Linked DNA regions of Homo sapiens: region 1 is linked to region 2. The links are chromatin loops, found by intact Hi-C in ENCODE. Cell type or tissue: heart left ventricle. All regions are shown on one strand.

Region 1 (5,000 bases), 220 kb after region 2:
GGGGACATCATGGAACTGCACATTTTGCCTCCCCTCTCTTCCTGCTGGCTTGTAATGTGTTATGGAAACACTGATTTGAAATTAAGAGTTTTGATTAAACAGGTTTTCTACGCTCTTGATTTATTTCCTTTATTTTAAGGCAGATGCCTCTGTATGGTAACAGTAGCTTACAAAGCCAAAGGGATTCAGACTTTAAATGGGAAATTTATTTTATTTTATTTTAGCGTGGTTCGGTTTGATTTTTGTTTGTTTGTTTTCCTTTTTGCTGACACCCAGATCTTATTCTGACTTGACTTGGCTTCATTTAAGATGAGTTTTCAGGATGAGTGGGCTTGGTCTTACTAGGGTTATTTTCCAGATAAGCAGGTAATTTGGGAAATAAAATACTTGTAAAAGTCCTGTAATTCCCAAAAAGTTGGCTATAATCTAAAAGGTAATTGGGATGCTACTATGATCATTTATAAACAATTTAATAGCAATGTGAACCACATGTTTTTTGAAACATATCTTGGTATCTGGCTTCATCTGTAATAGGTCTTACCTATACAAATCTAAATTAAAATTTGATTTTAATTTAATTCTAATATCTAATTTATTTCTGTTCCTTGTATATGTAAATCAAGGTCAAGTTGCTTCCAGTATCTCAGGCTGAGCCCTATTTGTTTGCTTTTCTTAAACCTCCTTCTCTAACCATAAAAGCTCTCTCTTCTGGAGCTTTAAAGAAGATGCTGTGTTTCTGAGTAGGCGGAGAGCTTTAGGCATTTGGGAGTCATAGCAGATCAGCTATCCCACTGGAGGCAGGATCTAGATATAGAGTCGGGTCAGCGTGATAATAATCTTAGGCAAAGCTAATTCCCTCTCCAGAACCACCTTCCAGTTGTAGGAAATCAGTTTCATTGTTCCTAGAACTGGCCACCCAATCTGGTGTCAGGAGTGGGTGCAGAGGATAACTGGTATGAAAAGAAACAAACACAAAAGGGGAGAGAGAAGGCAGGAAACCAGGATAAGGGGACAGAGAGTAGGGAACTGGAGAAACTTTTACTATAGTTGTGCTTAATCGATGTCCTTTGAACAGAACTAATTGAAGATGATATTATTACACATACCAAAAAAAAAAAAAAAAAAAAAGCTTTCTCAGTCCTACCCTAGGGTTTTTAAAGACAGCTGTCTATGAAGCCACAGTCAAGGCATAGAGCCATGTGCCTGTCCCATAGCTGTGAATGTCTCTGATCAAGGCTGGGACGAAGTTGTTGAGGCCTTTCCACTAGGTTTCTCAGACATCTTTTCTAGAATAGAGATTTAACTTCAAGGGCAATTAATTAGCAAATAAACAAGTTTATTCGATCTCAATGGAAAATATGCTGTTTAAAAATGAACAGTATTTTAAGGAAAACCCTCAGCTATGTGTACAACTTGAAAGACAGAATTTATTTCCATCTGAAATATGCATGGGAACAACCTTTTGGGAATGTGATTTGAAAGTAAATATCTATTAAAATGTTAAGTGCCATGTACCCTTGGGCCCCAAAGTTCCACTTCTAAGAATGTACTCAACATATATGTTCCCATAAGCACACAGCAACAATTAGCACACAGATTTGTACCGCACCGTTGTTTGTAATAGCACGAAACTGGGAACAACCTGTATATCCACTAGCAGGAGACTGATTCAATCAGTAATGGTACATTCATATCATGGAATATTGTGCAGCTGTTGAAAAGAATGAGGCAAAGCCTTATGTTGCCATGAAGATATAAATAGATATATAGAGAGAAAGGTAGACATAGAGAGTCCAAATATTAAATTTTAAAAGCAAATTGCAGAGCAGAAAGTATAGTACAATAATATTTGTGTGTGCTTTAAAACATGATTTAAATAGAGGCTTCGACTGCATTAAAAAAATTCTGGAACAATAAAAAGGAAACTTTTAATAATAGTTACCTCTGGGGAGTGGGACGGGAGTTGGACAATTTTTTCATTTTGTGCACTTCTGAACTGACTAAATTTTGAACCATGAGCATGTTATCACTTTTAGAATAATTGAAAAACTAGCTCCTAAGAAGAGGTTGTATTTACCCTGCATTAACAAAAACAAAAGGGATGCTCTTATCTGGGACAATCTATAGAAGCCACATCCCTGGCCACATTCTCATATACGGTCTAGTGAGACCCTTAAGACTACGTGAAAAGATTAAAATAACCCATGAGATATGCGGCAAAAACATTGCACCCAGCCGTCTGCTCTCAATACCACACTCATCTGGTGCGCTTCCAAAGTGAAACGCCTTGACGTTGGTCAGCCTGTGACCGGCTCCTTGCTGCCGACGCTGGGTTACATAAGGTCCTGGGAGACCCGAGCGGCGCCCCGGACGCGTCTGGGAGGAGCCGCCACGCCACAGCTCCGTGGGGCTCCGCACTCTACCCTGGCCACAGACAAAAAGAACTTCTGCTGCATCACCCCGTGGCGCCAGGATCACTTCCCTCTTGAGAGACAGTGTGTGCACATCGTAGACGCTAGAGCCAGCCCCTGCAGGAACTCCGTTTGAAAATTCTTCAAGGAGAAATAACCGAAACTCTGAGATTCCTCTTGCCGCAGACAGACAGACAGACAGCCACACACGAACGCACACACGCTTTCTCCTCGCTCCCATCTTGTTCATTCTCCCTTAACTAGTTCCTAGAAATATCTAGCCGGGCTAATTCATTTCCGTTCCTTGTATATGTAAATCAAGGTCAAGTCGCTTCCAGTATCTCGGGCTGAGCCTTGTTTTTTTTTTTTTGTTTGTTCGTTTGTTTTTTTTTTAAAAAACACCTCCCTTTCTAACCATAAAAGCTCTCTCTTCTGGCGCTTCATTAGCCTAGTGATTAAATGTCAAGTCTCCCGAACAAGCTGGATTTGAAGGTCTGTAACGTAACTACTTCTTCCAAATCGAAAATGTTTACTCTCCTAAAATTTATATTTCAATAAAGCGTTAAAAAAAATTAGTCATTTTGTTCCAAGAGTGTTCGGAGGCTAAACTGCACTGCCAACAAGTAAAAACTTGTTATCCAGACCATTAGTGTTAAGGGAAAAGCCAGTAAGTTTAAAGAAAAAGTAACTCATCATATTACCAGGTAATCACTCTCATTTCTTCACTAACAATACCTAATTTGCTCTTCAAATAATTATAATATAAATGAAGAAAAGGATTGTACTTTTCATGTGTACACTGGGAAGCTAACTTTTTTTTTTTTTTTTTTTTTTTTTTTTTTTTTTTTTTTGAGGCGGAGTCTTGCTCTGTCGCCCAGGCTGGAGTGCAGTGGCGCCATCTCGGCTCTGCCTGCTGGGTTCAAGCGATTCTTTCTGCCTCAGCCTCCGGAGTAGCTGGGATTACAGGCACGTGCCACCACGCCCAGCTAATTTTTGTATTTTTAGTAGAGACAGGTTTCACCATGTTGGCCAGGATGGTCTCGATCTCCTGACCTCGTGATCCGCCCACTTCGGCCTCCCAAAGTGCTGGGATTACAGGCCTGAGCCACCACGCCCATACGGGAAGCTAACTTTTAATAGTTCGTTTCTCCTAAACTCTGCTCTCCTCTCCAAAAAAACTGTTCTTGTTAGAACAGTAAACAGCAATCAGACTCAAATTAATCCCAGAGTAGTCTCTCTGGTTACCAGATTGAGAAATGTTATTGGAAAATAAAAGGGAAAAAGTGCCTTTTTCTAAAATCTTGGGTGCTAGTCTTGCGTCGGTAGCTAAAACTGTATTTTACTGTATCAGTAATGCTTAAAAGTCCAAATACAGTACTTGCTTATTCTTTTTTTTTTTTGAGACTGAGTCTCGCTCTGTCACCCAGTCTGGAGTGCAGTGGCGCGATCTCAGCTTACTACAACCTCCACCTACCGGGTTCAAGCCTCCTGAGTAGCTGAGATTATAGGCGCGCACCACCACACCAGGCCAATTTTTGTATTTTTGGTAGAGATGGAGTTTCATCGTGTTGGTCAGGCTGGTCTCGAACTCCTGACCTCATGATCCGCTCACCTTGGCCTCCCAAAGTGCTGGGATTACAGGCGTGAGCCACCACACCCGGCCTGGAAGGTCCATCTCAACAATCCAGTACTTTGTCAACCATCTCAGCTTTGCCACTAATGGAAGTGCTGTTAACAGCCCTCAAAACTGAAGTTCCTTTATTTCTTCTGCCACTTGAGAAAAAGTTTTGCCACAAAGTTCTAATAACACTAAGTCCCTACAAATCAACTTGGAAACGTCTACATGTGTTTCTCCTGGAAAAAGTGCCAGACATCAGTTTTATCTGGCAATCATCAAAATACATCAGACTGCAAATCTATATGTTCCTGGACCTCATAAGAAGCACAGTGAGGAATTTCAGCAAGCGAACCAAAGTACTAAGCTACACTGCAACATCTGCAGTCTACAACATGGGCAACAATACTGACATCAACCACTGCTGCCAAGAACATGCAACAGCAAACAAAACAAAACAAAAACAAACAAAAAAAGGGAATGGGGACATTTCAAATCCATATTCTCAATTTCTGGCTTAAGATTACAGCATTATTTAACCCACCATCACTAAACTCACTTTAATAAAAACAATCAGGAAGCCCAAGCATATGGATTTTTTTATTTGCACATTTTGTATTATTTTATGAGAAGACAAATGATAGAACCCATGGGAATTTAAAAAAAAAATTCCCAGAATGTCAAGGTTGGTATAATTTCTGTAACTAGAATATGGTGTACATGGTGACCTCAAAACAGGAAATGCCTTTGAAATCTATCAGTCATGTATTCAACATCAACTGTGAAAAATATATGATGGGGTCGCAGACTGCAAGGCACTGCCTGCCCAGAATCTGCAGTCTAGCTGGAGAAGATAACACTAAAAGAGTTGAGAAAGGTGTAGGACTGGCAGGCACAGAGGAGGGAAGCAAAGGATGGATGTTTTCCGTGTTTTAAACCATGCTGTACGGTAAATAATGATAGCACTGGGAAGA
Region 2 (5,000 bases):
GCCACCGAGAGTGGATTCGAAGGCCCCAACCTGCTTTATGATGAGGTGCTCCTCATCTGATGCGTGTTTGTGGTTGAGGAGTAGGGGAAGAAAAGGGAAAAATATGTCATGAAGAAGAGGAAAAGAAGGATGACTAAGAAGGGGCAGGCAGGTTTCCACCAAGAAAGAAAATTCAGCCCGCCAACCATAAAGAATGAAATGGCGACAGCCACTGTGACCTTGGAGGAGTTGCTTAACCTCTGTTGCCTCTGTTTCCTTTTGTGGAAAATGAGAATAACGACAGCATCGACCTCAAATGGTTGTTCCACTGATTCAACAGGGTCATAGACGTAAAGCACTTTGCCTGGTTAAGCTCCACGTTCCCTGTCCCGAACCCGACTCCACAACACAAGCACACACACAGCTGAACATAGACAGCTCTTGGGCATTGAAAACACACTTCAAAAACCTCAGAGCCACTTGGGGAGAGACCTGGCTGGAAGTCACAGTCTCTTGAAGGACCAGATCTGAGTCTCCGATGGACCTCCTTCCAAATTAGGAGACAGTGACAGCGACTAGGAGAGACTTAAACAATCATCTGGTCTAATACCTTTTATATTTGTGCACCATGAATGAGCCAAATGAGATTAAGATACAATGAGAAAAAAAAAGGTATTACTTTAAAAATACTATATTTGTAAAATTATTCAGTAAAGTTCTACAGGACTAAGCCCTCTAATTCCTGGCAAGCAACCACTTCTCCAAAGGCAGACCTCTGATTTCAGATCACTAGTCCTCTCTTCCAAGGCTTGAACCCTGCTACGTCGTCGCATGACCTTGCAAGTAAGTCTTAGCAGAAACCGTCTCACATTTTTTAAGCCTATGACTCTAGTGCACAGACGAGTGCAGGGAGTAGGTGATGGTAAACTCCACCTGCTGCACCCCCGTTCCCCATCCATTGTCATTCTACAGGGATGGGAAGTCTCCTGCCTAGACAGGTGAACTGGGTAGAAACAGAAGAACTGCTGAAAGCCATTGCACTAGAGCCGCACTACCCAATATGGCAGCCACTAGACATGTGTGGCTACTGAGCACTTGAAATGATCTGTGTCTGAATTGAAGTGTGCTCTAAATGTGAAGTGCACACCAGATTTTGAAGGCTTAGTATAAAAGAAGCATAAAATATCTCATTAATAATTGTTTTCTGGCAGGGTATGGTGGCTCACGCCTGTAATTCCAGCACTTTGGGAGGCTGAGGCAGGCAGATGACTTGAGGTCAGGAGTTTGAGACCAGCCTGACGAACATGGTGAAACCCTGCCTCTACCAAAAATCCAAAAAAAAAAAAAAATTAGCCAGGCATCACGGCACACGCCTGTAATCCCAGCTACTTGGGAGGCTGAGGCAGGAGAATTGCTTGAACCACAGAGGCGGAGGCTGCAGTGAGCTGAGATCGCACCACTGCACTCCAGCCTGGGCGACAGAGCAAGACTCCATCTCAAAAAATAAGTAAATAAGTAAATAAATAAATAAAATTAAGCCTTTAAAAAATAATAATCTATTCCTTTCATGTTGAAATAATAATACTTTGAATATACTGGGTTAAATAAAATATATCATTCAAATTAATGTTACATATTCTTTTTACTTTTTAAAATGTAGCTACTTCCAAATGTAAACCACATATGTGGCTCCAATTGGTGGCTTGCATGATATTTCTATTAGATAGCCCTACTCTAGAATCAGCTTTCTGTGTTCTTTCTGTTTCACCATTACCACTACTATCCTCATGGTTTATCCTTATTCTTCACAGGAGTGAGCAGTGACACCAGGGCAAGCTAACTAGCTATTCCTGGGCCTTTGTAATCCTGGAAAAGAAAGGAGAGAATAAACTAAAATCATATTCTTTTGCTTGGTAGTTTCATTCTCCCCTCCCAATGATCACAGCAATTTCTGAATGCAATACAATGCATGAAAGACTGAATGGGCTTCAGTTTACTCACCAGTAAAAATGAAGGCATTTGGCTAAATAATCTCACAGGCTCACAAAATTTAAAAGCTAAGAGACTTTAGGATTACCTGGCCCAGAAGTTTTCAACCCAATCAAATAAAACACACTTTTTATAACAAACATTTTATAGTACTCTACTAATCTGGTATAAAATCCATAGATCATATAACCTGCCCATGTTTTTAAATTAATATAACATGAAAACTGTAATACAAAGGAGAAATGAAAAGAAAATAGCTTACAGAAAATGTTGTGTATTTCAGTATGTGGATACTCTGCTTGATTGCACTAAAGGACAAGGGAGGCTCAGATTCTTGTACCTGTAGAATAACCACGAATGTGATATCACAATGCAGACAGATATAGGTGTGTTGCTTAGTGACTCAAACATCATTAGTGTTTGCTATAATTTGATTTTTTGGAGATTATTAATAACTCTTGGTAAAGTTCTGAGCAAAATAAAGTACAATCTTACCTCTATTTATACACAGTCCTGGAAAATTCAGTGTATATTTTCAGATGTGAAAAATACTATATGTTTATATAGAAAACATAGTCGGATTCCTTGAATGTCCGGCGGGACATGAAAGTCATGCCAGATATGGGCCAGGTGGTCGCTTTGTGGGATTGCCCAGAGCATTGTTTAGCAGTTCTGCACCTGCCCATCCAATGTCACCAGCACCCCACCCCCAATCATTGTGACATCTAAAAAGCTACCTTCACAGATTGCTACCAGCACCCAAGGGGGTGATTCCAACCTCTGCAGAGAATCTCTTTCAAACACTGCATAATTTGAGCAAAATGTGGGGCAAAATCATACAAAAAATTGATATTAGATCTAGGAATGGTAATTTTTTTTAAGAAAACATTGTACATATACATGATCACATAGGTTTCACAATTTATGTGGCTGGTTTCACGCATCCTTGTTGGCTCTGTCTCATTTCCAGTTATGAAAATGACTTGTCTTCTGAGATGCTTTGCTTGTGTCCTTACTTGACAAAGGAGGCCTGGAGGCTCAGAGAGTTGGTGGCAGGCGAAGCTGGAGAATGCAGGCCTCGTGACTGCCAGTTCTGTGCTCTCAGGCTAGCTTCCTCTGGCACTCTCCAAAGTTTGTAGGACGTCACAGCAGCAGTTGTGCTAGTTGCAACACTTCTGATTCTAACTGCAGTGTTTACTTTCAGACCCTCGGCCTTTGCTGCTTACATAGGATTCTAGGATTCGTGATGAAGGCAGATTAAATATTTAGATCCCTCGAACAAGTTAAATTACAATCGGGCTGGATTCCCACTGGGTAATCCCACTTGAACCTTGTGTACTCTGGGGGGAACATGAACTTTACTCATTTCATTCAAAACTCGCATGAACAGAGAGTGAAGCTGGCTCCTCTCCACCTCCCCCGCCCCCACAAAAAAACTGCTTATCTCAGAATGAAAAATCCATCCAGTTCCTTGGAGGATTCGCTTTGCCTTGCCCCATAGCGGACATAGTGTGTGTATTCAGCGGGAACAATTTGCTCATGCCAAGAAACTAGATCCTGTTTGAATGACAGTAGTTATGGGAAAACAATATGTCTACAGCCCACACCAAAGCATGGCTTGTACTTTATGGCTGGCATTGTCCCAGAAGAGAATTGGCAGGCAGCTGAGAAACCTCTCATGGCCACTGGACTCGGACAACCATCTCTACTGCCCTCACTTGCCCTTAACTGCCTATACCCCTTAATTTGGACTTTTGGTCTAGGAGCAATATCTTCCAAGTCAATTTCTGCTCTGTGGCACTCTCGGTAGCTGGGGGAAAGGGTGATTCTGGCTGGCCCTGGACTCTTAACTATTCTCAGAGTCTCCAGAAACATCTTTTATTCTTCTTTCTTTCTCTCCTCTTTTTTAAAGCCTATAGACTCTTTCCGTTTCCTCGGCAGCTCTAAGCTCATCCTGCTCCCTCCCCTAGCTTAGCTCCATACCCCCCTCTCAGGACAGTGGTTCCTTAATGTCCACAGAACCCAGGTCAAGCCCATGTCATGACAGCAGGTGTCCCTTGTTGCTGGGACTTGGACCACCGAGGCCCTCTGGGCTTTGAGATAATTTGTCATACACACTCTGATACATGAGCCGGAGAACTCAACCTAAATTAGTTACAGGTGGGACAGAAGAAACAAATGAAACTGGGCATCAAGATTTCTCCAACTGACACATATAATGTGAATGTGAGAGAAAGCATAGGATCACAGATCCGTAAAGGAAAAAGAAAAGGCCATGGAAAGACAGAGGAAGTTTCTGTCCCAACTTTCCCTGATTACTTGAAATTCTGTGTGTCTGAAGTGAGCCAAGAAAAGCTGCCAAGAAAGAAGTTGTGGAAGATAAGGGCACAAATGCAACATTTAGTTTTCAGTGCTTTGTAAAAGCCCAAAGACTATTGCGTGTTCTTGACAACTGCATTACCACGTTAGATTCCAGTTTTTTTGAATTTGGATGTTTTGGGAGTTTTTACATGGCTAGATTCTTAGCATCTAGTGATAAAAGGAAAGGGACTCTGACAATGCAATTTCCAGTTACAAAATAGGTGTTAGTTCTTATTTAATTATACAATCCCTTCTGCTCTATCAGCTATTGGCAAAGTTTTCTGTGCATTGTCTTAATGCTTTGTGATACAATTCTTTTATGATATAACACATATCCCTTAAATTTGTATTTCCTGCCTTTTCTTCCCGCACTAATTTGAACCATACAAAAAATTGATACAAAAGAGGAGAAACTTCATGCAGGACAAATAAGGATATTCTACTGGGGCAATTCTCAATTAAAGTTAGCATTTTACATAACAATACAGGATATGGCAAAATCAACTCAAGATGCGGTATATTGCGATAGCATTATAACTAACCAAGTCCAGACCTGAATTTTACACCAGTTGTAAATCATGGTGAGAAAAATAAATCTCATGCCTGAGCCAGAGTTTGCTTTCCTTGGATTTGGCAACAAACTATTACTAACTTTGCACAAGATAGGCCAC

What was found. Peaks named below come from ENCODE experiments on the same cell type or tissue, not always from the same donor. Only the 100,000 strongest peaks of a DNase experiment are listed, where the experiment ranks them.
Region 1: it touches region 2 in a loop (3-fold over the local background); 3 of 110 quality-filtered maps call a loop at or near these places.

What each region holds. Positions count from the first base shown.
Region 1 is chr12:93,589,046-93,594,045 of GRCh38, reverse strand. It overlaps a transcript of SOCS2 not described here. Among named protein-coding and RNA genes, the nearest start is that of SOCS2, 19 kb to the right of the region's middle. RefSeq lists an enhancer at 2,366-2,925. In heart left ventricle, no CTCF peak of the experiment used is centred here; DNase peaks (open chromatin) are centred at 2,405 and 3,313; H3K4me3 peaks cover 3,334 bases; H3K27ac peaks cover 3,863 bases.
Region 2 is chr12:93,812,712-93,817,711 of GRCh38, reverse strand. The region is part of intron 2 of CRADD (CARD and death domain containing adaptor protein); the gene reads right to left. Among named protein-coding and RNA genes, the nearest start is that of CRADD-AS1, 77 kb to the right of the region's middle. In heart left ventricle, no CTCF peak of the experiment used is centred here; DNase peaks (open chromatin) are centred at 3,051 and 3,401; H3K4me3 peaks cover 1,026 bases; H3K27ac peaks cover 2,857 bases.